2 separate regions of the Homo sapiens genome follow, and region 2 is linked to region 1. The links are chromatin loops, found by intact Hi-C in ENCODE. Cell type or tissue: mammary epithelial cell. All regions are shown on one strand. Links, peaks and the distances in the headings refer to the core of each region. The heading gives the core; the rest is flanking DNA.

Region 1 (16,539 bases), core at 8,540-16,539:
GTTTCCAGGTCACAGCACAGGGAGGAGAAATCCTAAGAGTTAAGGGAGGTCAGGGTGGCCAGAGTTTGGGATAGAAATAGTTTATGTTTCCACCAACCAGACTGCCCTCATGATACAAAGGACATCTGGTAGAATCCTCAGAAGGGTGTTTCCTAGGGATAAGTTAACCCTAAAGACTGCTCTGGACCCAGCCTAATAAAATTTAAAGGCAGGTCTTTTTTTTTTTCTTTTTAACTTTTAGGTTTGGGGGTACATGTGCAGGTTTGTTATATAGGTAAACCTGTGTTACGGGGGTTTGTTGTACAGATTATTTCATCACCCAGGTACTAAGCCTAGTACTCAAGTTATATTTTCTGCTCCCCTCCCTCCTCCCACCCTCCACCCTCAAGGAGCCCCCAGTGTCTACTGTTCCCTTCTTTCTGTTCATGAGTTCTCATTATTTAGCTTCCACTTAAAAGTGAGAACATGCAGTATTTGGTTTTCTGTTTCTGCATTAGTTTGCTAAGGATAATGGCCTCCAGCTCCACCCATGTTCCAGCAAAAGACATGCGCTCATTCTTTTTTGTAGCTGCATAGTATTCCATGGTGTATATGTACCACATTTTCTTTATCCAATCTGTCACTGATGAGCATTTAGGTTGATTCCATGTCTCTGCCCTTATGACTAGTGTTGCAATTAATATTTGTGTGCATGTTAAAGGCAGGTCTTAAAAGGATTCAGGTGACTCCAAGCAACTTGACTCTGTACCAGAACAAAATTCAACACCACATAAATGAATTTGATACAATTCAGCATGCGACAACATGCTGACATTGAAATGAATGCAATACAATTCAGCACACAACAATATAAAATTCACAATATCTGCCATCTAGTAAAAAAAATCTTTAGGCATGTCAAAAAACAGAATAATATGATCAATACCTGGGAGAAACTGCAATCAACAGAAACAGACATAAAAATGACAGAGAGAATGGAATTCTCAAACGAGGACATTAAAACACCTATTAAAAATACATTCCGTAGGCTAGGCGCGTGGCTCACGCCTGTAATCCCAGCACTTTGGGAGGCCGAGACGGGCAGATCACGAGGTCAGGAGGTCAAGACCCTCTTGGCTAACACGGTAAAACCCCGTCTCTACTAAAAATACAAAAAAATTAGCCGGGTGTGGTGGCGGGTGCCTGTAGTCCCAGATACTCGGGAGGCTGAGGCAGGAAAATGGCGTGAACCCAGGAGGTTGAGCTTGCAGTGAGCTGAGATCATGCCACTGCGCTCCAGCCTGGGCGACAGAGTGGGACTCAGTCTCAGAAAAAAAAAAAAAAAAGCACATTCCGTATGTTTAAGAAAGTAGAAGAAAATGTGAACATGATGAAGAGAAAAACTGAAGATATAAAAGACCCAAATGGAACCTCTAGAGATGAAAAATGTAATATCTGCGATGAAAAACACGTCTAGATTAGATTAATCACCAATTAAACAAAAATAAGTTAGATGTAGGAGGGAGGCAAGAAAGAAAACAGATAGATATCAAACTCCTCCAGAAGTGAAGGGAGTATCTTCCTTTTCAGAAATAATTCTCTCTGACCTGCCATTAAAATTCAAGGATAGTATACAGATTTAAGGTTAGTTTAGTAGTAAGAAAGACAGACCAATCACTAATGTTTTTTCTAGATTTAATCTTTGAAGACTGTAAACTGAGATCCTGATTGAAAGTCAGATCTGAGACAGCACTTTTCAATACAAATATAATGCAAGTCACACATGCAACTTTAAATTTTCTAGTGGTCACATCAAAAATAAAGAGAAATGGGTGAAACTAATTTTAGTACTACATTTTATCTAATATATCCAAAATATAATTGTAATATCATTAATATAAAATTAATACTTTACTTTTTGTGCACTAAGTCTTTGAAATCCAGTTTGTTCTATAGTTAGAGCACATCTCAATTCTGACTAGCCACATTTCAAGTGCTCAGTTCCCACATGTGGCTAGTGGCTAACATATTGAAAATTATGGGTCTAAGCAGATGCATTAGTCAGGGTAGTTCTAACTGATGTAGCAAACCCCCAAATCTCAGTGGCTTAACACAACAAAGACTTGTTTTTAATTCAGGTTACAGTACAGGGAGGTCAAGAGGGAAAGGAACTGCTCCTTTCAGAGACTCAGGTTTCTTCCAACCAGTAGCCCCATTGTCTCCTTTTTGGAAACTTTATAACTGGATTCTCTCCATCCAGCAACCTGATGAGCAAAGAGTGAGGGCATGTAAAATGTTTTAGGGCCCTTGCCTAGAAGTTCTGTATATCATTTCCACCAACATTCTATTGGAATATAACTGACTGGAACTCAATCACATGAAAATCCAACTCCAAAGGAGCTGGGAAACAGAAGAGCATGTGGAAACAGTGATGCTGCCACAACTGTAGTGCTGAATCAAAGAGTGGGGAGGCTCTTCTGCAGATCAGAGCTGCCAACACAGTCAATTTTTTCCTATCTGATTAGACAGAAAGCCAGTTGCCCTGCACAGAAAGCACTGGCCATGAAGAATGCTTCTGTTGAATACTAAGACCTTGTGGGTTATGCTGAAACTTTCTAAGTTACTGTTCTTTTATGGACTGATGTTCTTCCATATTGTTCTACAGAAATATATAAGAATCTGCTCCCCACTCTACAGTAGTGACAAGGGTGATCTCCTTGAGCTAAGAAATTTTAGAAGAGGAAGTCATATAATTTGTGAAAATCACATATGCTCAGAGCAGCCCTGAGACTCTGAACTTCAGAAGTGAGGATTTGAGAGATCTACTCCAGTCCTGTCTCTCTCTTCACTTTACAGAGCAGAAAACTATAGCCCAGAGAGAAAAGATGACCTGTCCAAGGTTAGAACTAATTTGATCAAAATTATAAGTCACTGGGCTATTATTTCTAGTCCATTGTCCATCTTACTGCAACAAGTAAATGTTGACTTTCTGATGTGCATCTCAGCTAATGCTACAACAATGCTGTCTATAAACCACCTGAAAAACTCAGTGGCTAATAGCAACAAGTATTGTTCTCATGATCATGAGTCTGCAGGTCAACTACAGTTTAGCTGATCCAAGCTGGGCTTGGTGGGCATGAAATAGGTCATGAAATCAATCTAATGGGTTGCAACTAGCTTTTTGAAAGAATGGAATAGATCAGAATAGAAGGTATCAAAGTGCATGGGACTGAGTATTAGCTAAGTGACTTTTTGTGCAATTTGAAATTTCAATTATATACATAATGTGTAAACTAGGTCATCATGTACAATGTACTTCTTACTGTGGGTTACAGTCAATATAGTTTGAAAGCCTTTACCATTTAGAAGTCTGGCCAAACATAGTGGCTTGTAATCCCAGCACTTTGGGAGGCCGAGGTTGTCAGAATGCTTGAGCCCCAGAGTTCAAGACCAGCCTGGGCAACATAGCAAAACCCCATCTCTACAAAAAATACAAAAATTAGCCAGGCATAATGGTGTATGCCTGTAGTCTCAGCTACTTGGGAGGCTGAGGTGGAAGGATCACTTGACCCTGGGAGGTCAAGGCTGCAGTGAGCTGTGATGGATCCGTTACAATCTACCCTGAGCAACAAAGCAAGACTCTGTCTCAAAAACATAAATAAAGTCTTTGAAATTGGTCAGGCTAAATATAATCCCATATGTATGTGATAAAATTATCAAAGGTTGAGATGATTGAGCCTGCTACAAACATTTTAATGAATCCTTTAATTCAAGTGGATCACTATTCTCTGACCACAAATACCCAATCTTGCATCTCTCTCCCAAATCATGTTACCTTCTGTCACTCAACCCCTTCTGTTTTGCGCTCATATCATGTAAAGTTGTTCTAGATGCTGGAGATGTATTAGTGGGTGGAGAAAATGTGTGAACTCATCAATATGACACATCTCAGGCTAAGGAATATCTCACCAACACTCCTCATGTGCCATCAATATCGTATCTATCTAATTTTGTTCCCACATCTGCTCAGTACACCATTCCTGTTAGGTCCTGTCTTTCCATATAGTTGATAAATGCAACAACAAATATTTAACTAATCAAAAGAGCTTGATTTAAAAGGTACATCCTTGGCTGGGCATGGTGGCTCACACCTGCAATCCCAGCAATTTGGGAAGCTGAGGCGGGTGGATCACCTAAGGTCAGGAGTTCGAGACCAGCCTGGCCAACATAATGAAACCTCATCTCTACTAATAATACAAAAATTAGCCAGGTATGGTGGCAGACGCCTGTAATCCCAGCTACTTGGGAGGCTGAGGCAGGAGAATCGCTTGAACCCAGGAGGCAGAGGTTGCACTGAGCCAAGATTGTACCATTGCACTCCAGCCTGGGCGACAAGAGCAAAACTCTGTCTCCAAAAAAAAAAAAAAAAAAGTACATTTTTAATGCTTCCATTTATATGAAGTTCTAGAACAAGTAAAACTCATCTATAGTAGAAAAAAAAAACAGAACAGTAGCTGCCTTGCAGCAGAGTGATGATGGAACACAGGAACTGACTGGAAGGGAAAAGAGGAGGTTCTTGGGGTAATGGAAATGCTTCACAGCTTGATAGGGTTGTGGGTTACAAGGGCATATCCATTTGATGAGGTTAAGCAATTAAGATTTGTGCATTTCAATGCATGCAAATAAAAGAACTACAAAAAATAATCTAGTGGGGGCAGGAAGTGAGGAGGTATGATAAGAATAGCAGAAAGCTGATAGTTGTTGAAGCTGGATAATGGTACATGGGTTCATTATGTCACTGTTTATTTGGTATGTATTTGAAATTTCTGTAATAAAAAAGTTTACAAAATTATTGCAATTCAGGTCTTTCCAATTATGCCACTTTTATTCATGGTGGCAGCTGTCATAGGACATATGAATGCTATTCAATGTTCTAATCATCTTCAACAAAATCTGAATCAATAAAAAGGCAACATCTGAGAAACCAATTATAAATGATGTTTTATCTATAAAAACCTAGGAATTTCTAAGTTCCAAGATATACATATTCTATGTCTGTAAATGAAGACTGGTCCAATAATAGGGTACAAAATAATTTCATCTTTCCCATAATTCACAATAACTATTTACCCCTATAAACCATTAATCAATCAACTAAAATAAGAAAATAAATTCTAATACCTTGATAACTATCACTAACAGGACCAGCTTGTTCCAGTCACTGGTTTTGTCCTTGCCTTCATTAAATTATTTGGTAGAGATCAAATGCCTCCCCCTGAGAATGTACATGCCTTGCCTCTGCTCCTTTCTACTTGTCATATAAGGAATGGAGGAGATGTGCAATTAAAATATTTCTAAGCACTTTCACTGAAATACAATTAACCTCTGGGCTCTAGTCTCTCCATTTGGCACATAATGTGCCAGATCCTATCAAGGAAAAATTTCCTGAAGTCAGCCATTTAGTGGCATTGGCAATGTAATGTTTTGGGGAAGGAAAAGTACTCATCCACTTAGGAAGAGAGTTTAAAATAACTAACGGAAATTGATTCCCTCCCTTGGAAAAAAGCCTACAATCTGGCTGCAACTGCTTACAAGGACCCACTATTTTTTCAGCATTAAAGATGCTCCAGGAAGCTCATATGCTCCACATCATCTGTACTTTCTGCACAACCAGGTCCATCTTCTCATATCCGCAATATTTATAAGTTCTCAGGATTCTCTGGGATTCACCTTTTGGGTGCTTTCCTACCTTGGATCCATGTACCTATCATAAAAATTTTCCTGTGTGATGCATATGAAACACATTTCCTTTTAAGTAACTCCTTTCTGCTGCTTTATCCCAGAAGGCCTGTTCTTTCCCAACTTTCCTGATGTTAGTGATCTTATTAATGTGTAGTTGTCCCTCCCTTTATCATAGCGCCTACTTTTATGAATAAGTGATGCTGATTTAGCTAGTAAGTCTGCCTTATCATATTCATTAGTTCCCTATTTTTAACTGCCCCAATTAGATGTCTACTACTTTCTGTCCTAGAACAAGTTTTTAGATCAATAAAACTTTATGAACTATATAATACAGAAAAGTATCCCTCCTCCAAATCATAATTTCTATCTGTAATAACATTGCATTGCAGAGAGATCTCTTAAAGGCATGACATGTTCTTATAAAAGAGTATTCAGGCCGGTAAGGGTCTCATGAAGATATCATGTTTCCTCTTTCCCACCTGGTACAAAATGGCATAGGCTATTTTCACTGGAACCCCTTTCTGCTGACTTAAATATTTAAACTGGATCAGATCATATTTCTTTACTTCTGGGAGGGCCACAGAATTAGTAATATAAATCCCTGGATATTATCTGGTCCCAGGTTACTTATTTTGAGTGGGCAGGTCTCCTTAATTATTCATTCAATAGATGAGTGACTGTTATTGAGTGTCTATTGTGTCAGGCAAAAGGGACATAAAAACTTACACATAAGAAAAAGAGAGGACACAAACTACTAATATCATAAATAAAAGAGGGGACATCACAACAGATCCCATGGACATTAAGAAGATAATCAAGGAACACTATGAATAACTCTAAGCCTGCAAATTTGATAACCTAGATGAAATGGACCATTCCTTGAAAGACACAATCTGCCAAAACTCACACACACACAAAAACTACCTGAATAGGCTTATCTTTACAAAAAAGTTGAATCAATAATTAATAAACTTCCAAAATAGAAAGCACGAGGCCCAAGTGGGTTCACAAATGTTTCTACCAAAAGAAGAAATTATACCAGCTCTCTTCCAGGAGATAACTACAGAGGAAATACTTTCTAACTCGTTCTATGAGGTCAGAATTACCTTAATGCCAAAACTAGACAAAGACATTACAAGGAAAAAAATATATAGACCAGTCTCTCATAAATATAGATGTATAAAACCTCAACAAAGCATTAGCAAATCAAATCCAACAATGTAAAATAAGAATTATACACCATAACCAAGTAGGACTTATCTCAGTTATACAAAGCTGGTTCAACATTCAGAATTAGGCCAGGCACAGTGGCTCATGTCTGTAATCCCAGCACTTTCAAAGGCCTAGGTGGCAGATTACTTGGGGTCAGGAGTTCAAGACCAGCCTGGCCAACATGGTGAAACCCCATCTCTACTAAAAATACAAAAAACAAATTAGCCGGGCATGGTGGTGTGCACCTGTAGTTCCAGCTACTCACAAGGCTGAGACAGGAGAATTGCTTGAACCTGTAAGATGGAGGTTGCAGTGAGCTGAGATTGCACCACTGCACTCCAGCCTAGGTGACAGAACGAGACTCTGTCTCAAAAAAAAAAAAAATCAAAATTAATGAATGTAATCCATCATGTCAACAGGCTAAAGAAGAATAATCATATGATCATACCAATACAGAAAAAAGCAGCTGACAGGCCAGGCGCGATGGCTCACACCTGTAATCTCAGCACTTTGGGAGGCCAAGGCAGGCGGATCACAAGGTCAGGAGTTCGAGACCAGCCTGACCAATATGGTGAAACCCCATCTCTATTAAAAATACAAAAATTAGCTGGGCGTGGTGGCATGCACCTGAAATCCCAGCTACTCAGGAGGCTGAGGCAGAGAATCACTTGAACCCAGGAGGCAGATGTTGCAGTGAGCCGAGATCGCGCCATCGCACTCCAGCCTGGACAACAGAGTGAGACTATGTCTCAAAAAAAAAAAAAAAAAAGAAAAAGAAAAAGCAGCTGACAAAATCCAACACCCATTCGTGATTAAAATCTCAGTAAATCAGGAAGAGAGAACTTCCTCACCTTGATAAACAATCTCTACAAAAATCCTACAGCTAGCATCATACTTAATGGTGAGAAACTAGAAGCTTTCCCACTAAGATCAGGAAGAAGAGAAGAATATCTCCTCTCACCCCTGCTTTTCAACATTATACTAGAAATCTTAGTGAATTTAGTAAGACAAAAAAGGAAATAAAAGGTACACTGATTCGGCAGGAAGAAATAAAAGTATCTTTGATTAAAGATGTCTCTTCTACCCAACTTGATCTTTAGATTCAATGCAATCCCAATAAAAAACCCAGCAAGTTATTTTGTAGATATCTATAAACTAATTCTAAATTTTATATGAAGAGGCAAAAGACCCAGAATAGCCAACATAATATTGAAGGAGAACAAAGTTAGAAGACTGACACTACCTGACTTACAGACTTACTATAAAGCTAGAATAATCATGGCAGTGTAGCACTGGCAAAAGAAAAGACGAAAATAGATGAGTGGAAGAGAACAGAGAGCCCAGAAATGGATCCACATAAACATAGTCAACTGATTTGACTGATATGGTTTGGATGCTTGTCCCCTCCAAATCTCATGCTGAAATGTGATTCCCAGTGTTGGAGGTGGGGCCTGGTGGGAAGTGATTGGATCATGGGGCAGATCCCTCATGAATGGCTTAGCACCATCCCCTTGGTGATAAGTCAGTTCTTGCTCAGTTAGTTCACATGAGGTCTGTTTGTTTAAGAGAGTCTGGGACCTCCCTCCTCTCTCTCTTGCTCCCTTCCTCACCATGAGACACGAGCTGCTCTCCCTTTGCATTCCACCATGATTGTAAGCTTCCTGAGGCCTCACCAGAAGCAGATGCCAGCACTATGCTTCCTGTACAGTCTGCAGAACCATAAGCCAAGTAAACTTCTTTTCTTTATAAAATACTCAGTTATTTCTTTAGAGTAACGTAAAAACAGAGTAACACACCAACAAAGAAGCAAAGGCAATATAATGGAGAAAAGATGTTCTTTTCAAGAAATGGTGCTGGAACAACTGGACATCCACATGCAAAAAAAAAAAAAAAAAAAAAAAAAAAAAAGAATCTAGACACAGACCTTACACCCTGCACAAAAATTGACTTAAAATGGATCACATACCTGAAAGTAAAATGCAAAACTGTAAAACTCCGAGAAGATATCATAGGAGAAAAATCTAGATAACCTTGGGTTTAGCAATGACTTTTAGATATAACATCAAGGCATAATCCATGAAAGAAACATTTAATAAGCTGAACTTCACTAAAATTAAAAATCTCTGCTCTGCAAAAGACACTATCAAGAGAGTGAAAAGATAAACCACAGACCAGAAGAAAATATTTGCAAAAGACACATCTGACAAGAGCATATTACCAAAAATATAGAAAGAACTCAAACAATCAGAAAACTTGATTTAAAAATGGGCTAAAGCCCTTAACAGGCATCTCACACACACACACGCACACACAAACAGACAGATGGCAACAAAGCATATGAAAAGATGCTCAATACCATATGTCATCAGGGAAACGCAAATTAAAATGAGATATCACTACACACCTATTAGAATGGCCAAAATCCAGAACCCTGACACCACCAAATGCTGGCAAGGATGTGGAGCAACAGGAATTCTCATTCTTTGTTGGCAGGAATGCAAAATAGTACAGCCACTTTGGAAGACAATTTGGCAGTTTCTCACATAACTAAACATACTCTTAACACAGGATCCAGCAAACATGCTCCCTGGTATTTGTCCAAAGGAGTTGAAGACATGTCTACACAAAAATCTGTATACAGTGTTTATAGCAGCTTTATTCATAATTGCCAAAACTTAGAAGCAACTACGTCTTTCAGTAAGTGAATGGATTAAAAAAGCTGTGGTATACACAACGAATTTTTCAATGCTAAAAAGTTAGCCATGAAAAGATATGGAGGAAACTTAAATGCATATTAAGAACAATCTAAAAAGGCTACTACTATATGATTCCAAAGATATGATATTCTGGAAATGGCAAAACTATGGAGATAGTAAAAAACATAAGTGGTTACCAGGGGTTGGGGGCAGGAGGGCAGAAGGGATAAGCAGGCAGAGCACAGAGGATTTAGAAATCCTCTAAATTCATGTGAACACACTCTGTATGATACTACACTAGTGGATTCATGTCATTATACATCTGTGTAAATCCACAGAATGTACATCATGAGTGAACACTAATGTAAAACATTTGGTGATAACAATATGTCAAGGTAGGCTCATGAATTATAACAAATATAACACTTTGGTAGGGGATACTCATAATGGGAGAGTCTATGCATGCATGTGGGAGGAGGGAGTATATGGGAAACCTGTTCTTCTCGATTCTGCTTGAACCTGAAACTGCTCAAAAAGTCTTAAAAAAGAGCCTATCAAAAAAAATAAAATCTATACACACACAGAGAGTTCCTAAGCACAAAAAGCTCAGTCTCCCATTATGCATACACTAAACCAGTAACTATCATGCAATCATTAACCCTGGCCCATAGGGCTGCAGGCCACCCCTCCCTTCAACAGCTCCCTTCTTTTCAATTACTACAGTGAGTGTGGTGCATTTAAACTTCCTTTTTGACTTCAGTGCCCCAAAGATGGAGCTTCAAGTCTCAGGGGTTTTTTTTCTTCTTATACACTGTAGCCAACAAGAGACACAAATCAGTGGAATTTAAACTCCATTTCTGATCTAGCTTTGTGTTTCAGGATACATGAGGCAGAGATGGCCAGCACACTCAGATTCTTTGGTCACTAAGTTTCTAATTGATTTACTGTGTTTCTGGCATCTTCAGACATCTACAAAGGAAGGCATGATGGAAACAATGTTCTGCTTTAAATGCTCTGGTCAGCCTAAGGTGAAAGCAGGAGATATGGACAGGCATCCTGAGAAACAATCCATGCTATAACTTGTCTGAAGCCCACAAAGTTCTCTCTGACCATCATACAGAAAGAGAAATAGCAATATCTTTACTTTTAGCCAACGAGACAAGATTCTTTGGGGGCTGTAATGAAAAAATCATTCTTTTCATCCCATTCTAATTGCTCCTGCTCTTTTTAGCTGATGTCTACCAAATTATTGTTTAAATAATATTACTTATTATTCAGCTACTTAGTTAATAAAGAACATAGACCAAAAAACAGTGCAGATCACTTTGTATTTATTACATTACTGAACTTTTTCAAATGACAGAATTCAACTCCAAAATAAAGTAATAAATGCCTATTAAATAATTATTCACTTGTATTTTTCTCTCCTAAAATTTTAACACAGCAAAACATCTTAAAGACATGTGAATAGGTTCAGTGCACTCTCAGTGGCTCACAATCATGAGGCAAATACTACATTTATCCATAAAAATATAAGATAAACAGATCAATATTTTAAAATATTGCTGACATAAAAGGAAAAAATAAAATACTACACTTTTACCACAATTATTTTGGTAGATGATAGTAGAACATTGTTTAAAATAATGCTCCTCTACAGGACACATGCTGTGCTTGGTATACTTGGCACATTAGCAGTTGGTAACTGCTCAGCTTCCATCTGCAGTTTCTCTAGCAGGACCCTTACTCAGGCCCACTTTCAAACCCTGAGCTCTGATCTGCCTGCCTCCACAGGGACTATTCTGGTACCCTTCTTCCTCCGTCTACTCTTAAGGCTTTTCTGTCTTCCCTTATATTCCCCCAGATTCACACTTGCTGCCATCTCCATTTTCAGCAAAGATGCCTGGCACAAAACTCACAAAGCTGAGCACCTCCTCCATAGCTCTTACCCCAGATGTTGTCCCTTCACTGACTAAATTATGACTATTAGGTAAAGAGAATGAATCTACCCACAAAAATAATTTGGCCGGGCGCAGTGGCTCACGCCTGTAATCCCAGCACTTTGGGAGGCTGAGGCGGGCAGATCACCTGAGGTCGGGAGTTCGAGACCAGCCTGACCAACATGGAGAAACCTTGTCTCTACTAAAAATATAAAAAAATTAGCCGGGTGTGGTGGTGCATGCCTGTAATCCCAGCTACTAGGGAGGCTGAGGCAGGAGAATCGCTTGAACCTGGGAGGCAGAGGTTGCAGTGAGCGGAGATTGCACCATTACACTCTAGCCTGGGCAACAAGGGTGAAACTCTGTCTCAAAAAAAAAAACTCCCTACTTTACAGTCACATCTCCTGCAATGCAAAAATAAAGGTTGGTGGACACCTGATTTACAACTTAAAATATTCAGTGAGTTTAGACAGAATATATACTGCTCTGAAGTTCCTTAAAATCTGTTTTTCTATTATTGTTTGTTTTTAAAATCATAAAAATATAAAAAGTGTAAACTTTCTAATAAACATTCCAGTGAAACCCTGTTACACTACTTTTTATTTAGTGGGTCAGAAAGAACAAAAGTGACACCATGTTCCTTTGGGCAGACCCAAAATCATGCTCCCAGCCCTAAATCTACCATTACATGTCTCCCACCCATTAGACAGCTCTGTATGCCAAGCATGTCTCTCACGACAACTGCAGCTACCACTCATGAATACACCCTGTAACCAAGCAACAGATCTCCCTGGTAGCTGTCCATGTGCTCTCAGCATCTTACACCTATTGCTTCACACTCGACCTAGCCTCAGTAACTAGGCAAACATAGGGAAGTAAGGACACAAAAAATTGGAGCACCTCCTTTGTGACATGCTGCATTCCTTTGCAAAGTGAGAAGGCACTTCCTCTCTGTCAGAGTCACAGCAGAATTAGGTAAGGGGCGAGGCATGCTGCTGACAGAGGTAGGAATAAGGAGGGAGCTGATAAGGCTAGCTACCAGTGTCCACCACACCCCTGAAGTCAGCACACTCATTTCATCATGACACTGCTGAGAGCCTGGGGATGAATCTGATCTATTCAAAAGGAGGAACCTATTATGCAAGAAATTCCAGTCACTTATGACTCTTGTAGCAAGGCTTCACTGTATGTTTTTAAAAGAATAAAATTAAGATGTTATATATTTTTTAATGAATAACTTAAAAATTAATTGAGAAAGAAAATACTGCTTTTGTTTTTAGGGAGGAATACTCGACACAAATGACTAATGAAATCTATTAGATCTGGAGAATCCCCTTAGCTTCTTTATCAGCCATGATTAATGAGATAACCTAAAATCAGAATTCCTGACCTGGGTGATTAACAGTACCAATTAACCAGAGTATTAACTGCAATGACTTAAAATTGTATTACCTGAATAGTCTCCATGGTGAAGTGTCAGAAAAGGTGAAATAATAAATATTTTCCACAGCACCATAAGATTTTATAAAATACTATTTCAGTTAATGTACAACCTCAAGGTTTTGGTCCATCATTCATATATAGGCTTAACCTCTTTTACTGATAATAGTTCTGACAGAGGCCACACAGGCATAACTATAACATGAAAATGATATATTTTACTGAAGAACCTGTATGTTATACTTAGTCTCTGCTTCAGCTATATCCATTAAGTACTAGTGGATTCAAAGGCCAGGAAAAGATAGTTTTGCCATTTATACTCTAATCACAAATTTTCATTTGCCAAAAGGACCTAAGTAGTAACCAACTAAAATATTTGTCATAACTAAAAAGTCATTTTTGTATCTGTTTGCTTTGTTACTGTGTGCTCTTATGGGTTTTGTTTCTATATAAAATGGCTCTGAGTTTTCAAAATAAGAATAGAGTGATTTACTTTGAATTTTAAAATAACTCCAAGTGGAAAACAGACAAATTTTACAGCCAAACGATCTGAAATTATGTGTAACAGTTATCTATAATAAAAAATAGATCACAGATTGGATCCCCTCAATATCCAGCATGCTCATGGATCTCCTACAACTGTTAGTGTGTGCTATGCCAACTTAGTTCAACACTGATCTAAGCAAAACATAATCGAAAATATTGACTTCCCTACCAAAAACCATACACTACATTCCAAAGCCAAATATGAATTAAGTTTGAGATTATCAATTTCATGTCTCCCTTCCATTTAATGCAGAAAACTGAGACTTGGCTTTATTACAAATTAGCTAGCACTAGAGTAAACGTGCTATAAAATTATTTATAACAAAATAAATATTTTCAGTCCCTCTACACACTAAGTGATATATAAATCATTAGCAGTTTATAACATTAGCTTAGGTCACTTTTTGAGGGACCTAAACATACTGTACAATCCTGAGTTAAAGGTTAGGGATACAGTTTTGGGGATCTTTCTTGACCAGGAATCACAAAGAAAACATATAAACCACACTTGTAATAATCCCCATTTTCATTAGAAGTACCATGAGTTCTTTTTACTTTGGTAAATAAGTTTATCTATGTAAACCATTGATCTTGATGGAGTAAAATTTAGCAGGGCTTCTGCTAGGATCCCTCCATCACCTTTTGACACTGATACAGTAAATAGTCAGGAAGAGTAGAACAGGAGGATCTGAACCACAGGGCTAATACATCTGCATGAACTCGGCAATGCAGTAAGCAGGGGATGGATGGGAGCAGCTGACAGGCCAATAGCCCTTCATTGCCTAAAACAAAACAAAAGTGAAAAATGATTTAATGCAAAAGGAGTTAAACAGACATTTCTCCAAGAAGATACACAAATGGCTAATAAGCACATGAAAAGATACTCAATATCACTAACCACTAAGGAGACTGCAAATTGAAACCACAGTGAGATACTATACTTCATACACATTAGGATGGCTAATATTAAAGAAAAAAACAGATAATAACAAATGATGATGAAGACGTGGAGAAACTGGAACCCTGGTACATTGCTGGTGGGAATATAAAATGGTGCAGTTGCTGTGAAAATGATATGGTGGTTTCTCAAAGAATTAAATCTAGGCCAGGTGCAGTAGTTCACACCTGTAATCCCAGCACTTTGGGAGGCTGAGGCGGGCAGATCACTTAAGCTCAGGAGTTCTAGACCTGCCTAGGCAATATGGTGAAACCCCATCTCTACTAAAAAATACAAAAAATTAGCTGAGCATGGTGCCACACACCTGTAATCCTAGCTACTCGGGAGGCTGAGGCACGAGAATAGCTTGAACACGGAAGGTGGAGGTTGCAGTGAGCTCAGATCGCACCACTGTACTCCAGCATGGGTAACAAAGTGAGCCTCTGTCTCAAAAAAAAAAATTAAATCTAAAATTATCATATAATCCACCAATTCCACTTCTGGGTATATAACCAAATAAAGAACTGAAAGCAGGGACACAAACAGGTATTTGTATAACCTTGTTCATAGCAGCATTACTCACCATAGCCAAAAAGTGGAAGTAACCCAAGTATCCATTTACAGATGAATGGATAAACAAAATGTATCACATTAAAATTCGGACACATTCTACAACATGGATCAACCTTGAAGATATTATGCTCAGTGAAATAAGCCAGATACAAAGGGACAAGTATTGTATGATTCCACTTATATAAGGTACCTAACACAGTCAAGTTCATAGAGACAAGAGGTAAAATGGTAGTTGCCAAGAGGTGGAGAGGAAGGGGAAAGGCGGAGTTAGTGTTTAATGGGTATAGTGTTCCAGTTGAGGAGGATAAAAAAGTTCTGAAGATAGATGATGGTGACAGTTGCACAACAGTGTAAATACACTTAATGCCACTTAACTATATGTTTAAAAATTGTTAAAATGGTATATTTTATGTATGTATATTTTCCAATAAAAAATTATTTAATACAGTCTGAAAAACACATTCATCTGAAAGACAGTCATAATAGGAAATAAAGCTCTGAGAAATCTGATACTTGTAAGAGTTGATTTGTGTTCCAATTATAAGAAAGCTCCTATAAACACAGAATAGCCTTTTTATAACTCTACAAACCTATAATCTCAATAATATGGAGTCTTAGTTTCTGTTGCAGAGTCTTTAGTGCAGAAGGAAGTGCAGCTTGAGATTCTGACATTTTTACATTTTGTTTCACATCATTTGCGAAGGATAACCAGAGTTTCCCAAAGTCGTCACTTGAGATTTTTAATGGTCTGAAAATAATTTTTAAAATTAGATATATGTCAAAAACAGTGAAATGATTCTAAACAACAAATTTCAAATGCCTCATGAGAATAAAACATAATCATTGTAAATCTGGGTCCCATAAGATTTATGTCTTTAAACCAAATATGCTAAAAATGGTTAGTATCATCCTCCAACCTGATGAAAATACTGAAAGCAGGTATATTATTAAATTTAAAATATCATTTCAATAAACCACTCAGTTATCTCTCTTTCTACTAGTCATTCCAGTAAGATTTTACCAAGTAATTTCATAAATCATTCAACTATAATACAGAACTTTTCTTTCATATTTACTTTGAATTTGGGGATAATGGGATACTCTATCAAAGTTATGAAAAAGAACATGAATACAAAGATCTTGCACCTTAAGTAAATTAGACCAAAAGAAAGAATTTTAACAAACACATTTTTTAAATGGTTCAGGAGACCTCCACAATCACACAACGTAAGTTTTTTGAAGGCTGGATTTTATCCTATCAGCACCACAGGCATACAGTACTGTAATAGACTGACAGTTATGTTATTACTAAAAGACTTTAAAGAATGGGGAAAGCTGGGCATGGTAGCCCTCGTCCCTAATCCCAGCACCTTGGGAGGCCGAGGCAGACAGATCGCTTGAGCCCAACAGTTTGAGACTAGCCTGAGCAACATGGCAAAACCCTATCTCTACAAAAAACACAAAAATTAGCTGG
Region 2 (16,539 bases), core at 2,701-10,700, 120 kb before region 1:
TCTCTACTGTTCCATACAGACTACTGATCACTTGCCACTCCACTTAGATAGTGCAAAGGCACTGTTGTGGCTTGAATTATGCCTCCCAAAAAGATATGTTGAAGTACTAACCTCAGGTCCCTGTGAATGTGACCTTAATTGGAAATAGGGTCTTTGTAGTTCTAACGAGTGAATATGAAATCATACTTATTAGGGTGGGACCTAAATCTAACAGGGCCAATGTCCTTATAAAAAGAAAAGAAGACACCAACACACAGGGAGAACACCGTGTGGTGAAAGAGGCTGAGAGTGGAGTGACACAGCTGCAAGCCAAGGAACGCCAAGGATTCCCACCAGCCGCCAAAAGCCAGGAAGAGGCAAAGAAGAGTCCTCCTCTAGAGTCTTCAGAGGGAGCACGGCCCTGCAGACATTTGATTTCAAACTTCTAGCCTCCAGAACTGTGAAAGAATAAACTTCTGTTGTTTGAAGTCACTCTGTTTGTAGTACTTTGTCACAGCAGGCTGAGCAAATGAATACTAATACCTCATGCCCATTAAGACCAAATCTGATTTCATGATCTCATCATCCAAACCAGCCTCTCCCCTGATTTTAGCACAACCTTCATCCTGTTACACCAGACAGAAACCCACAAGCAGTGCAGGCAACTTCCTCTCCCTCCTATCCCCATTTCCAGTTCATTATTTTAGAAGACGTTACTGTGTCTTCTAAATATTTCCGCAACCTGCTCGCTTCTCTCCAGCTCCATCCTGCCAACCTAGTTTATCATCTCTCACCTGGACTACTGGCCTCCCCACACACATTCTTGCCCCACCAATTTTTCTCCACACAGCAGCCACAATGACATTGTCAAAAATGAAGTCTTTTTTTAACAAGGGATGATGGGTTCTCATCCCTCCTCAACATACTTCATGGCTTTCCATTGCTCTTAGGAAAAAGATAAAACTCATTTCTCCAGCCACCGTGAGTACCACCCTCTCTCTCAGTCGAGATCCAGCTACTCTTTGACCTTTTTGGAGTTCTTTCAATTTGCCACACTCCCTCCCTCCCACCACAAAACCCTGTACAAATCATTCCTTTGTCAAAAGGTTTTTTACACCATCCCAGGCTCCCACTCAAACAGTTACCTCCTGATCTTCCTTAAGATGCAGCTTGGCCATCACTTCTTCAGAAAAACTTTCTCTGACCTGGTCAGGTAATTCTCCCTAACTGCTGCTCCCCTGGCACCTCTTCAATGGTATCAGTGAAGGGTACTCAGTCAAGATTAGGTTTGGCTGCATTTAATAGAAACCCACCTACAGTGGTTTAAACAGAAAGAAGTATATGTTCCTCTCACATAACCAGAAGTCCAGAAGTAGGAAACCCAGGCCAGGCTCCTTCTTACTCCCCACTCCACCATCCTAACAGGAGGCTTCCAGAATCACTTATGGCTCAATGCCTGTGGAAATCCCAACCAACATATTATTAGCATTCTAAGCCCCAGGAAGGAAGATCAGACAAAACTCCTCTCCTTTAAAGAGACACTCCGATTGTTCCATTCCTCTGGCTCATGGACCAGAACGTAGTCACATGCCCGTAACTAGCTGCAAGAGATGCTGAGAATGTGTCTTTCACTCAAATGACAACTAAAAAGTAGGATTGTGCTACCAAGAAAACGAAAGTGAATAGATGAGGCAATTATCATTATTGTGATTACATATTATTTGAGTGATTTGAGGATTTATGTCTATTTCCCCAACTAAATGATAAGAAATATATGGGAAAAACCTTTGTATATTTTTGCTCAGAACTATATGCATATGCCTTAATGAACATGTGTTGAGTATATTTGACAGAGCAGTCAAATTACTCCTCTGTTTCCCCATCTGATAAATGGACATAATAATAGTACCTATCTTAGAGAGTTGTTGTGAGGATTAAATTAAATAATATATGCAGACCAGGTGCAATGGCTCATGCCTGTAATCCCAGCACTTTGGGAGGCTGAGGCAGGAGGATCACTTGAGGCCAGGAGTTCAAGACCAGCCTGGCCAACACAGTGAAACCTCGTCTCTACCAAAAAATACAAAAGTTAACCAGGCATGGTGGTGCACACCTGTAATCCCAGCTACTCGGGAGGCTGAGGCAGAATTGCTTGAACCCAGGAGGTGGAGGTTGCAGTGAGCCGAGATCATGCCACTGCACTCCAGCCTGGGCAACAGAGTAAGACCCTGTTTCCAAAATAAATAAATAAATAAATAATATATGCAAGATGCTTCACATAAAACCCAGAATCTGGTAAACACTCTATAAATATTAAATATTATTATTAATCCCCACTGAGTGAACTCCTTTGAGGCACATTCTATCTCATTCACCAGCATCTAGATGCTCACTAAAGGTCACTGACTGAACAAGTGAATTAATGGATGAAGTAAATTGGGAAGGATTATAAACACATGTATTTTACAAGTGAGAAAACTGAAACTGAGTCTATTAATAAGTGATATTAGTGCTAATTCTGGTTCCACCACATATTTAAATATGAGAAATTTCAGAACCAAGAAAACAAACTTCAAAACCAGTTAACAGATTCTGGAAAGTTGGCAACAGCAGTGGCAGGCTGGCAGGCTGGGGATCTTCCTGAACCCTTGCATAAAATAGAGCAAATAGATAACAAAACTGAAACCCATAAACAACATTTCCAACAAAACTAAGTGGCAAGGGGTCCCAAGGAAGCCCAAAACATAAGCAGATGAAACAAGCCACCAACAACCACAGATCTGTGAGTTATGGATATGTGCAGAGAAGAAGCAGAGGGCAGCATCAGGGCTTCTGATGGACCTGAGAGAACCCCCAGAGAGCCAACAGATATTCACTGGGAAGCCTGGTGGGTCAACTGAGGCAAAAACTGGGAGAGGCTGTGCCCAGTCATATATTGGGGTAAGGACTAAAGAGGCTGGAGCAGCCAGAGGCCCTGGGAATGCTCTAAATTGACAGCCAGGGTTTCCTTCCAGGACAAAATAACTCAGTTCCACACTGAAAAGAAACTGCTTGTAGTAGAGTAAAAATAAAGCAGGACAGGGTCAAAAGAGTTGAAGAGCAGCTCAGATAGATGCAAGGAAGGGAACACAGCTAGTAAATCTCAGAAAGCAGGCTGCCATATGTTTTAAAACCACCTGAAAACAAAGAAGTTAGAAAAGCGAATTAGACAAGCTATCTGAACCAAGTCTCCTTCTCAAAGTTCAGACAAACTAAATTCATATAAAAATGGGCAAAAGATAAGTATCAATGTCAAATCCCATCCACGGTTACTATATTAAAAAGATGAGCAAAATGGCTTCTTTCTAGAAAATAAAAGCATACCAGAAAAATGTACTTTAAATATCTGAGCTGTTATATACAATTTCAAAACAAGACTAGGAACATTAAGAAAATGATACAAGATATGAAAGAATAACATGAATAAGAATTTTAAGGCCAAGTGCAGGCTCACACCTGTAATCCCAGCACTTTAGGAGGCCAAGGCAGGATGATTGCTTGAGCCCAGGAGTTTGAGCTGTAGTGAGCTATGATTGTGCCACTGAACTCCAGCTTGGGGAGAGAGTGAGACCCTGGCTCTAAAAAAAGAAAGAAGTGACAGATGTAAAAGAATTTTTAAAATAAGAAAAACATTTCATATTTATACAGTATATATTTATGGTTAAATATTTGTATATATAATATATTTTATATGTAAAATATGTAATTGTATTTATTTATATAATTATATTGCATAAGTTATGTAATATAAAATATATTTTATATGTAAAATGCCCATCAATGATAGACTGGATGAAGAAAATGTGGTACATATGCACCATGGAATACTATGCAGTCATAAAAAGAAATGAGTTCATGTGCTTCGGAGGGACGTGGATGGGGCTGGAAGCCATTATCTTCAGCAAACTAACACAGGAACAGAAAACCACATACCACATGTTCTCACTTATAAGTGGGAGCTGAACAATGAGAACACATGGACACGGGGAGGGGAACAACACACACTGGGGCCTGTCAGGGGGGCAGGAGGAGGAAGAACATCAGGATAAATAGCTAATGCATGCTAGGCTTAATACCTAGGTGACAGATTGATAAGTGAAGCAAACCACCATGGCACACATTTACCTATGTAACAACCTGCACGTCCTGCACATGTATCCCAGAACTTAAAATAAAATGAAATAAAATTTAAAATAAATAAATAAAAGTGAAAGGTTTCATATCTATATAAATATATTTTTATATATTCAAGTACCACCAGAGCAAACAGACACAATAAATAATTCCTCAAGAAAAATAGATGGAGAAAAGAAAAAAATAATTATTAAATTTAAAAAAACAGACAAAAAGAATTTGACAGGAAAAAAACAAATATTGAAGATATCAAAGAAGATCCAACAAATTGATAATAGAAGTGCCTAAAGATAAAAACTAAAGCAAAGGAACAGAATACCATAGTAAAATGACTGGACTCTAATTTTTAAAAAAGGAAAACAATGCTTTGGCATCTAGGCAAAAGAGCAAATGACTTATAAGGAAAAGAAAACCTGATTATTATCAAACATTTCAACATTTTATTCCATAAGCATACAGAGTACATTTGCAACTTTTTTATAAATCTAAAATTATCCTAAAACAAAAATGTGTTTAAATTTTTCTTTAATTTGTTTTGAATTTGGAACATCAAATGAAATCACAAGCTGTTTTATCTTTAAATAAGTGTGTGTGTGTGTGGGTGTGTGTGTGTGTGTGCATTTTTCTACCTCTGCCTACTGTAAAGACATAAATAATGACCCAATGGCCAATATAGCCCCCAGAATTGAGGACTTGAAGTATCACCTCCAATTTCTTGGAGAAATGGTCTGTTTTTGTTCTGGGGCAGAAAATACACGCAATAAGCCTTACAAGGCCTTGTCATGCCAGACACCTTGTCATGCCAGACAGCAAGGAAGCTATCAAAGTCTATGAGGTTCATGTCAAAGGACTGAGGAATCATCTTTGGCCAAATATGGGCATTTTGAGTTTCAATAAGGATAAACATTACAATGGACTGAAACCAATCAAATATGGTTCATAATTAATTACATTAAGAAAAAATAATACTCATCTTCAGAGGATGACAGAGAGCCTGCTGGTCATTTTGAAAACTGGGTACATAAAAGACTAAAGAATTTGTTTTGCCTTTCTTATATAAACTATACTGCTAGGTATCTTAATAGTAGATGGAGGAGGGGGTCTTTTTGTATAAAATTATTCCAGTAAATAAGTGAAAAAGACATAAAAGTATATCACCATCTTACAACCCTCCAGTGAATTACTGGATCTAGACATCAAACACCAATGGCTGCTAATATAAGATAAAAAAGTGAAAAACAGACATTATGAGCCTCCTAATGAAAAAACACACACCACTAACAATCCAGTTAAAGGGATCAAATATAGGTTCAATCAAACCTCTGGATACAGCTGCCAATTTGTAGGAAATATACAGGATGGAGAAACATTGAATTTCACCGCAAGAATGCAATTTGCAAAACCATGACTATCAAAATCTCCATATGTCAAATGGAACAGGTTTTTCAAAAGATAAACTGTCAGAAGAAGAAAGAGATGGAGGGGAATCTGCAGTTTGAAAGAGATTTAAAAGACATATCAGATTTCTTTAAGGAGCAAAATTAAACTTGAGTGTCTAGGGATGCACAATTGGAGTGATAAAACTGTAAAGATATGCAAGGAAGTGGTTACCATAAAAGTCAAGATCATGGTTACTTTTGGAGGGATGGAGGAGGTCATCATTGGAACAGGGCCCATGAAAGGGCTTCTAGGGTAGCTGGCAGAATTCTGTTTTTTCACTTGGGAGGAGGTTAGAATGATGTTTGCCTTATAACAATCCTCTAAGCTATCATTTCTTTTGTTTTACATTTTCCATATTTGTGTTTTATAATAAAACAATCAAAATTGAACAAAGAAATGTTTTGCCAGTAAAAATTATTTCAATCTTCAATTAATAAGGATGCTGGAAGAAAATATTAAAGAGCAGAAAAGTATCCACTATAATCAAAGAAATAATTGAAGAAATTTTTTCCTAATCTGAAGACACACTCAACAAGGCTATGGAAAGGATGTGTAGGCTGCTATACAGGAGTAATCCTTACAGAAAACAGTTTCTAGAAGGACTTTTGACTAAGAAGGCTGAGAGCTTAAGCCACTGCCAAGGAGTTGCTCAGGGCAACCTCAGCTTGAGCCAGGAGAGGCATTGTTTCCTGATAAAGAAGAGGTGATCGCCTGGTGTAGTCCAAGTCACCCTGTGAGTCAGGGAACATGAGTTCCTGTTTTAGCCCTGCACTGCCTCCCTCTGTGACCTTGGGTGAGTCACCTAACCTCAGTCTGTCTCCAGCAGAATGGGGAGTAGGTGTAGGATGAAATATTTTAGAGTCTCTTCCAGCTCTATCTTTGTATACTTTTATGATTCTAAAGCAGGGTCTCTCACAGCGTGATCTACTAACCACCTGTATTAGAATCATGGCCTGACGAACAAGCCAGATTCCTTGGCCTCATTCAGATCCACTAAGTCAGACTCTCTAGGTATGGGACCCTGGAATCTGATTTTGTTCAAGGACCCCATTTGTTTCTTGTAACCCTAGTTTGAGGGCCACTGTTCTAAGGTATTGTTTAGGTAGAACGAGGGGGATGATGGGGGTCAGGACATACTACCCCAAGATATGGCACCTTGGCATTTGAGAAAACAGCAGTGGCAGGAAGGTCTCCCTGGCCTTCTCCCACCCTCCTCTCCTGATGCAGGCCATGAAAGAATTCTCTAATCTTCTAAAAGTAGGTCATAAAAGCCTCATTCCAGAGACATCCTCCTTATACCTGGAGGAAAGAAATGTCACACAGAGACACAGAGAAGCATCTGAACAAACAGGCCATGGTAAGTTCCCCCCAGTTTATTACCAGTAAATCACACCCTTCTGTCCTCCAATCATACTTCTGCATGACTGTCCATAAAAATATAGTTTCCTCTGTTTCTTTGAGTCTTTATTTCTGAAGGCTCCAGTGTCACATGAAACTCATATTAAATAAATGTGTATGCTTTTCTTTTGTTAATCTGCCTTTTGTTATAAAGGTCTCAGGCATGAACCTATTGATGGATGAGGAAAGAAATTTCTTCTTCCCTACAGAGAAAAGACCTCACATCTCTTCAACTCCTTCCTTATGTCAAGCACCATACTAGGCATTTGATTATATAGTTTAGATTATTAGATTATGTCATATCTCATTTAATCTTTAGAGCTACCCAGGGAAGAAGGTCGTGTCCCTGTCTTACCAATGAGGAGAGGGCAGCTCAGAGGGTTTTGGTCACAAAGCCGATAGAGGTGATGGATCCATGTTAACTGAAGGGCTGCTTCTCGAAAAGTTAGGAAGGGAGGGAGGGAACTAAATTCACTGAGAAAATATCCCAGGATTGGAAAGATCCTAGCTGGATGAGTCTGTTCTGCTCTCAGCACAGATATATTCTGGAAAAAAAAACAAACAAACTTTGTCTTCTTTCCTATTATAAAGAGAAGGGCAGGCAGGAGTAACAGGGAGGGATGATATGGAGAGAGATAAGCAAAGTTAAGACTTTTCCTTTGTTGACTTGGAAACCATTTGAAGCTTCTGGTGCAGGAAAATAAGTAGTCCAGAAAAATCTTAAAGCTAAGTAGCCCAAAGATGGAGAATAAGACATCGAGGAATAGCTGTGACTCCAGGAGGTAAAGGAGGAATTTATAACACAGCAACATATTGACACATTGATTTTTTTAAAAGTTGCTATAAAATATTATCTTTAAATATAGGGAGTACTTAATAGACCTCAAATGCCTTAATAAAGAAGAATATTTATAAATAAGGACCGAAGATGTCATGAATAGAAGCAGATCTCAAGCACACAATGCCTTAGAGTACAGATCATGTGTTTGAAGCCCTGTGGTCTGGGTCCAGCATATCTAATACATGGGAAGAGATGATATTAACCTTCTTAAAGGTGGAATCTGCAAATAAAATGAGTGAAATTCTCGGCCAATGGCACAACTATGTGGGAGAGGAGCAGAATTTGCTTACAAATATCTGCTAGAATTTCCTAAACTAAATCAAAGGTCTGGAAGGGGCTGCCGTGTAGGTAGTGCTTGGCTCACTCAACAGGGAGAATAGAGCTAAGAAAGCCTCTGGCTACCAGACTCAGGGTGTGGGAAGTGGTTTAGTCAGACGGCATAGCCACTAAGATCACAGAAGGGTTTGCAGCCTACCAGCCACAGCCACTGAGCTAGACACTACAGGGGAGGCATTTCTGCCCTCAGGGAGCTTATCAAGCCAGTGGGAGGCCAGTCACACACAAAGAAAAGGTGACTAATGAGAAGAGATGGTGGAATGAGAACTACAGGGCGAGATGTACAAGAAGTGCTATAGAAGTACAAAGGAATGAGACACTGGAAAGGCCTAGGCTTCCAGGGAAGGGAGTTTTTTTTTTGTTTTGTTTTTTGTTTTTTTAATTGTACTTTAAGTTTTAGGGTACATGTGCACATTGTGCAGGTTAGTTACATATGTATACATGTGCCGTGCTGGTGCGCTGCACCCACTAACTCGTCATCTAGCATTAGGTATATCTCCCAATGCTATCCCTCCCCCCTCCCCCCACCCCACCACAGTCCCCAGAGTGTGATATTCCCCTTCCTGTGTCCATGTGATCTCATTGTTCAATTCCCACCTATGAGTGAGAATATGCGGTGTTTGGTTTTTTGTTCTTGCGATAGTTTACTGAGAATGATGATTTCCAATTTCATCCATGTCCCTACAAAGGACGTGAACTCATCATTTTTTATGGCTGCATAGTATTCCATGGTGTATATGTGCCACATTTTCTTAATCCAGTCTATCATTGTTGGACATTTGGGTTGGTTCCAAGTCTTTGCTATTGTGAATAATGCCACAATAAACATACGTGTGCATGTGTCTTTATAGCAGCATGATTTATAGTCATTTGGGTATATACCCAGTAATGGGATGGCTGGGTCAAATGGTATTTCTAGTTCTAGGAAGGGAGTTTTTAAGGAGAAGAAAGACTTCTAAGCCAGACTGCAAATGGGGGGAAGGTGAGCAGAGGCACAGAGTGAGCACACCACATGGCATATTGGGAGCATGGGAAGTCAGCCAATTTCGTTGGAGGAAAGGGTTCCTACAAGAAATGGAAGGTTGCAAAGAGCCAGATTGGACATGGAGTACAGGGTTTGAATGACAAGATTAAAGAGCTTGCAAGTTATTTTATAGGCAATAGGAAGCTACTGAAAGATTGGGAATAACATAACCATTATAAATCCCAGATCCATGTGTCCAGGCTTTATATGGAGTAACAATAAAAAACACAATCCAAACAGTGAAAATCAACCAAAAAGAAGAAAAATTCCTGTCTTTTACTTCCATCTCTCCAATGCATAGCTCCCAGCAATTCTTCTTCAATCCCTGTTTTTCCCCCTCCTCCTCCAAACACACTACTCCATAATCTTTTATTTGCTATATGCCTAATCGCCTCCTTCACTTCTTTCGTTTTCTCCTCTCTTCCTGCACTTTATTATAAAAATCAACTTCAATTTTTGGGCTAAGCTGTTCCCCTTCCACTCTAACCTCTCTGTTCCAACCTTTCTGTGTCGCAAAAGTCCTGGAACCCTTCAGACAAATGAAAGCACTCCTAACTGGGGTTGGGGAGTCGGGGAAGGGATGAGATATAGGGAGCAAGAGTTGAGGTATAAAGACAACATTCTCCTAATCAAAAGGAGAGAAGGGAATATTCAAGTCTAAATATATTTTATCTCATCACTGTAAGATGGGGTATGAGGAAAAAATAGCGTCTTAAGAAAATGTCTACAATTATTGATCTGACCCAGAGATGTTGAGTATTCTCCAAAATCCTGACTGTTATGATCAACACAGAGAGAATCCTAGACAGGTACATGCAAAACCATAGTCAGGTAGATATGGGCATGATGCAGTGTTTTTATGATTGGGAGCCAATGGCTGGATGGACAGGTTCAGTGAGAGGAGGGCAAGCATGAGAGAATGGTGAGCTGAAAGATTGTGTGTCATCAGGGCTGACACCAAAGATGGTGAATTATTGGCAATACTGACAAGGAAAGCTAAATTTCTGTGATTTTTCTCAAGGTTAATGAGTCACCAGTCAACCACATCCAAACACTTCAAGCTGCATGTCTAGGTCTTCTGAGAGGAATAAAAATGAAAGAGTTTATGTTTGTATTCTCGTTAAAATTTATTTTATCTTAGGCATAATTTCAGACTTATAGAAAAGTTGCAAGAATAACTAGTTATTTTGTAGAATATCCCAGATTTGGCTTTCTCTGATGTTTCATCATCATTAGATTCCGATTATGCCCTTTTAGCATCACATAGTAATGCCATTGGGTTCTTCTGAATGTCTCATATCAGGAGGAAGCGTATTTTTATTTGAAAGTAAATTACACAGGGTGTTTTTTCAGAGAATGATTCTGCAGAAAGTATGTTTAGATATAAAAAGGAGAACAAACAGCTCCTAAAGGAACCATAGTAGAAACAACTGAACAATGGAGTTATTTTCCAAGATGACACCAGAACATGGAGCTGCTTTCTTTTCTTTTTTTTTTTTCTGTCTACAAAATGTGTTTATGTGTCTTGTCCTGAGGGCATGTAACCCCAGTTAGCTTTTAAAACTTTAAAAATCATGTATTGTAAGGAACATAATTCTGTATTAGTCTCTTTATAATATACCCATAAAATGGAATGCCATGAAGCCATTAAAATGATGATGTCTAATCATATGAATAGATATGAAAAAGTGTGCAGAATAAGATTTAAAAAGCAGGGTGCAAAGGGTACTGAACCAGCCAGGCCATCACTTGCTTAGATTGTGACAGAGGCCACCTTCTGGGTCCAATTACTTGTCTTTACAAGCTACTTTATATTTGTCTCTGAAATTCCCTTCCTGAAACACAGGTCTGACCATGTCATTCCTCTGCTCAAAACCAACATGCAGATTTCCCACAGGGTGCTTGTCCCATGGAGATGTTAATAGCCGATAGGACAGCATTTTTAAATAGCAGGGGAAGTCAATACCCACAGAAGTTTAACTTTTTTTTTTTTGAGATGGTGTCTCACTCTGTTGCCCAGGCTGGAGGGAGCGGTGGCGCGATCTCGGTTTACCGCAACCTCCACCTCCCAGGTTCAAGCGATTGTCCTATCTCAACCTCCCGAGTAGCTGGGATTACAGGTGCACGCCACCATGTCCAGCTAATTTTTGTATTCTTAGTAGAGACAGGGTCTCACAATGTTGGGCAAATTAGTCTTGAACTCCTGACCTCAAATTATCCACCCGCCTCGACCTCCCAAAGTGCTGAGATTACAGGTGTGAGCCACTGCATTTGGCCCAGAAGTTTAACTTTTTAATAAACACTGGGTTAAACAAAGCCCAACAGGTTTCTTTACTGCAGAACTTATCAGAGTCCTTCATATGCTAATGGCACTTTGAATTTCCAAGAAAGAGTTCATTAGCGTATTATTTCTCAAATTTATTTGACTTCAGAATTCTTTCAATTTGCACAGAACATTCATGCTTTAGGAAAGATCCTAAAGGAGACAGGGCCACAAGATGGAAAGAGCCTGGACTCCTGACTCACTTTTTGGGACTGAGCCTCCCAGAGAGCAGCCCTATGAGAAACACCTGTGATGGACTAGTGGGTGGGTGAAAAATAAACTTTTATTGTGTTCAGCCGCTTAAACATCAGGGTTGTTTGTTATAGCAGTTAGCCTATGCTGTCCAATATGGAATGCATGCAGGTATTTAAGTTATTTGTCAAAGAATAGATTATCTTTTTTGGCCTACAGAGTTTTTGTCACAAACAATAATAGGTCACAAGACTTGTAGCCTTACTAAGGTGGTATGATAAGTCTTTGCAAACAGTATCTCATTTAATTCTCTTGACCACCCAGTAGGATAAGTACAATTATCGGCCCATCTCACAGATGAAGAAGCTAAAGCTCACAAAGATTGAGAATTTGAGATAGTAAGCCCAGGATATGCATGCAGGTCATTTGACTTTGGGTCCTTGATCTTAATCACATCAAGGTCCTACCTCCTAGGCCCAAGTTATGAGGTCAGAAAAGCTGGGTTCCAGGTGCGATTTGGTTAGTTACCTAGACTAACTGAACATCTACACAACTTACTTCCATTCTTTTTATTTAGATCAGTGGCTCCCAATCAGGGTTGATTTTGCTTCCCCAGGAGACATTTGGCAATATATGGAGACATTTTGGGTTGTCACAAGTGGGGAGGTACTACTGGTATCTAGTTGGTAGAGGCCAAACATGCTGCCACAGCATCATACAATGCAAAGGGCAGCTCCCAACAACAAAGAACCACCTGCCCCAAAATGCCATAGTGCCAATGTGGAGAAATTTTATATGTTTTATTGACAGAGCCCAAATGTCCAGAATAAATCCACACTCTTGCTTGGAATAAGAAGCTTACTTTAAAACCCTGCCTTAGGCTTTAATTCCTAAAAGGGCAAGAAAGGCCATAACCAACAAGTAGCTTTTGGCGCTCAGAGATGTGAGCCTTGGCCATTTTTGGAGGGAATCCAGCCCAAAGAAGACTTTGCCGCATATAAAGAATTCGGTTTGGCAGGACCTCAGGAACAATACATGGTGACAGAATAGAAATTCCTCTTGAAAGAATGCCAAACCTTTTTGGTTTCCTAGTAACATAATTTTCCTGAGATTTCTCTCACATTTAAATTTGCAGCATCCCTACACCTATTTTAAATCAAGGCAACAAAAGAAGATTTTTATGAAAAGATGACATAATTGAATCATCTTCTTGGAGAGAGAAGGAAACCTAAGGGCCATCTGGTCTTTTCCCTTGCCCACCTCTTCTGGCACATGGCACCCCTGTTTCAACATCATATGATGCAGGGCAGGGATGTCACCATCACAAGGATCCAGTTTCATTTCCAGAACGGTCTGTTCAAAACTTCTTTCAGGGCCAGAAACCTGCTTCTCTGACCTCTGTGTTTCCTGCCCCTCATTCAATGCACTCAGGGAGGGTAGTGGGAGAAGGAATGAGGAGATGGGTACGGGGGTGGGGAAGTGTTCTTCCATGAAAGCTTACTGGGTCCCAGGCTTTGTGCACCTCATTTCTAATCCTCCAGCATCTCTCATAGCAACCTCAGGTAGTGATCATGCACAGCCTCCCTGCCCCTGCATGTTGTCTCTTTTCCAGATGAAACATCGTGAGATCTGTTTTCACATGGAAACATCCCTTTGGCACCCTGTTCATTCATTCATTCACTCATTTATTCAGCACATAATTACTGGGCACCTATGATCTGCCAGGCTTGTGTCAGAGACTTGGGATAGAACTTTGGGCAAAATGGCTTGTCTGGAAAGCAGGGCTGGCAATACAGTCAGCGAGGGAAGCCCTCGACTTAGGGACTATTATTATTATTAACTTCAGCAAAAATTTTCCATGCCAGCACCCTATGCGGTAGCCTAGGGCATCAGGAATATATCCCAGAGGGAGTGATGTCTAGCTGGGCGGGTAAGCAGAGATCCAAAGGGTTTCACCAGGTAGCAGGGCATGTAGAGTGTTACAGGCAGAGGTAACAGTTTGTGCAAACACCACAGGGGCACCCATGGCACTGAAAACAGGTTGGCGTGGCTGATCTGAGGGAGGCTGGACTGATGCTGGAGAGGTGGGCCCAGACTGGTGGGCCCTGCAGGTCGTGTAATGGATTTGGGTTTTTAGCTGAAGGGCCACAAGGACCACTGAAGCTGAGAAACAGCAGGATTGGATTCAACTTGCAGAAAGCCAGTCCTGGGGGCTGTGTGGAGAATGGGTCAGAAGAAGCAGGAAGGCAGGGACTCTGTGTGGGAGGCTGTGTAGTTGCCCTGCCTCCCTCAGGGGTATGGTGGTGGCAGGGACTGAGAGAAGGAACAGTGATGGCAGAGAGGTTAGGGGTCTTTAACCACTTCCCATAATCTCGATCAAAGCACCTCCGAAAGTCACCTCAATAAACAGAAAGTTAAATTCAAAGCAGTGTTTAGCTATGCTCCTACGGCTAGGAAATGAGCCCCCAGCCCTGTAACCCTCCCAGCAGCAGATATTCTTTGAGCACTCCCATGTTGAAATTCGGTATCCAGCTTGAAGAAATAGAGGTATTTAGGGTAGATATGACTTGGTATTTGGACATGAGACACAGAGAGAGAGAGAAGGAAAGAAGGATGACCGGTCCCAGGCTTAGGCAGTGAGTGGATGTTGGCGAGGGAGTGTGTTTCTTGGCGGGGAAGAGGGATTCACTCGGGCCAGGTGAAGTTAGGTAGTCCAAGTGCAGAGAGAGAAATGTGGAGCCCCAAGAGAATCTGGGTGTGAGAAGTCAAAGGACAAAAGGATGAGCCTGGCAACAGAATGAACTCTCTTGAGATATCCCTGAAATCTTCAGGGATCTCCACAAAACTCACAAAACACTCACCACAATGTGTGCCCATGGTAACTGTAGTGTGCCTGAGCTCTGCATCAGGGGGATGTATAAGAAAATGGGGGCCGGGCGCAGTGGCTCACGCCTGTAATCCCAGCACTTTGGGAGGCCGAGGCGGGTGGATCACAAGATCAGGATTTCGAGACCAGCCTGGCCAACATGGTGAAATCCCATCTCTACTAAAGTTACAAAATATTAGCCAGGTGTGGTGGTGCATGCCTGTAATCCCAGGAGACTGAGGTGGGAGAATCTCTTGAACATGGGAGAATCTCTTGAACCGAGGAGGCGAAGGTTGCAGTGAGCTGAGATCATGCCATTGCACTCCAGCCGGGGCGACAGGGTGAGTCTCCATCTCGAAAAAAAAAAAAAGAAAGAAAAGAAAAGAAAGAAAGAAAAGAAAATGGGACGCAGAAGCCAGAAGCTGAGGGGACCACAAGATTGTCACACCCCGGGGCTTCATCAGCCTGTGGAAGTAGGTAGAGTTGGGGAGAGAGAGATGTCTAGAGAATCTCACCTAGAATGCAAGGAGAGGGAGATCCCTAATTCGCATCTGAATTACGTATGCCAGGGCCTTTGGTACAAGAGTTCATTTGCAGAAAGCTCATTGCATTACCATCATCCCCCTGCAAAAAAAGTTTTGCTGCTTGGAGATGATGCCTCCAGAGGTAGTGTGATGAAAACATTGTCAAATAAATCAGCAAACCTCTCATGGTAGAATTTTAGGCACTGTAGCAGATTATGAGGAACACGCCTGGTGGCAGAGAGGACATTTGGCACTTCAGAGTGCCAAGTGATCTCCCAACAGTGCCCAGTAGCTCACAGCTCTGGGGACACTGGGCCTTCTCCTGGCTCTCCCTGAGGAATGAGGAGACCCAAATGAAACCACAACAGAAAACAAATGATACTTTCTGAGCCAAAGAAAGTTGCCTTCAAATCTATGTTTTTGTAATTCCTCCTGGAAACAGGGTTGATTTTCCCTATGAGTTCTACATCTGGAGGCTGAGTGAAAACAGAACTAACCAGTTGCACAGGAGCTTCCTAATCTACTAGAAAGCTCTCAAAAAGCCACGTGAGATAAATGTGGAACTTTTTCAAAACACCAGTTTAATTCAAAATAATTTTCAGTTTGAATGTCATGAAAATTTTAAAATATTTTTCCATTCTCATTTCAGGTTCCTCTTGTTGAAATGGCATTGTCTTTATTTACTTTTTGTTTTGTTTTTAAACACATAGCTCAGCAACAAGACGCCTTATAGTCTGCCTGCCGGCAGAGGGTTTGGGGTACTTGTCTTGCACCTGCTCTGCATTGCCTCCTGTCCCCCAAAATCCAGCTATTAACTCCTTAAGACTGGAAGGGTCTCATTTTTCACTGTGTCCTCAGCAGGCCCAAGACCATACCTGACAGGTAATAGTTGCTCAGTGAGAACCTGCAGATCTGAGGGGAATTGTGGGGGAAGACAGCAGTGTGGTTTTTCCATCAGGAAAACAGGGTCATGGGGCAGCTGCCTCGAGAGGTCACTTGGTCCTCTGCTCTGGGTGCCCCATGATGGCAGGGGCCAGGCTGTAACTGGCTTTGTGTTCCCAGCCCTTGCTACCCACCAGGCATTCAATGAAAGTTGGATGTAGGAGGCTAGGCATTAGGGCCAGGAAAAAGAATATTTATACATCAGGGAAAATACTACAAATGCAGAATTTTTTCTTTTTGGAATCAGGGAACTCCAGGCCAGATAAGCAGAGCCGTTTTTGTTGCTGGAATAGTAGAGCTGTCACTGGTGGAGGATGATGGGAGAGTTTCCAGGATCTTCATTCCTGGTGGGCGAACAATGTGAGCAGGATGCATAGATCAGCTCCTTGATGCCTAGAGCAATAGAACTGTCCCTGTTATCATTCTCCATTCAGAACCTCTTCCTGCACACATTCAATAAGAAGGACTCTGGGGAAGACAGGTTTAGGTTTCAACCAAAAC

What was found. Peaks named below come from ENCODE experiments on the same cell type or tissue, not always from the same donor. Only the 100,000 strongest peaks of a DNase experiment are listed, where the experiment ranks them.
Region 2: a loop joins it to region 1, with 2.8 times the contacts of the local background. A loop is called at or near these places in 2 of 110 quality-filtered maps.

Annotation. Positions count from the first base shown.
Region 1 is chr15:51,000,300-51,016,838 of GRCh38, reverse strand. AP4E1 (adaptor related protein complex 4 subunit epsilon 1) reads right to left here. Exons shown (of 21, transcript NM_007347.5): 20 at 15,656-15,813; 21 at 10,944-14,337. The coding sequence ends at 14,177. Among named protein-coding and RNA genes, the nearest start is that of MIR4713HG, 29 kb to the left of the region's middle. RefSeq lists a silencer at 12,370-12,615. In mammary epithelial cell, for the core only: no CTCF peak of the experiment used is centred there; a DNase peak (open chromatin) is centred at 12,538; H3K27ac peaks cover 1,557 bases.
Region 2 is chr15:51,111,100-51,127,638 of GRCh38, reverse strand. The region is part of intron 1 of MIR4713HG (MIR4713 host gene); the gene reads right to left. Among named protein-coding and RNA genes, the nearest start is that of TNFAIP8L3, 24 kb to the right of the region's middle. RefSeq lists an enhancer at 6,193-6,487. In mammary epithelial cell, for the core only: a CTCF peak has its summit at 6,296; DNase peaks (open chromatin) are centred at 6,328 and 10,138; H3K27ac peaks cover 1,570 bases.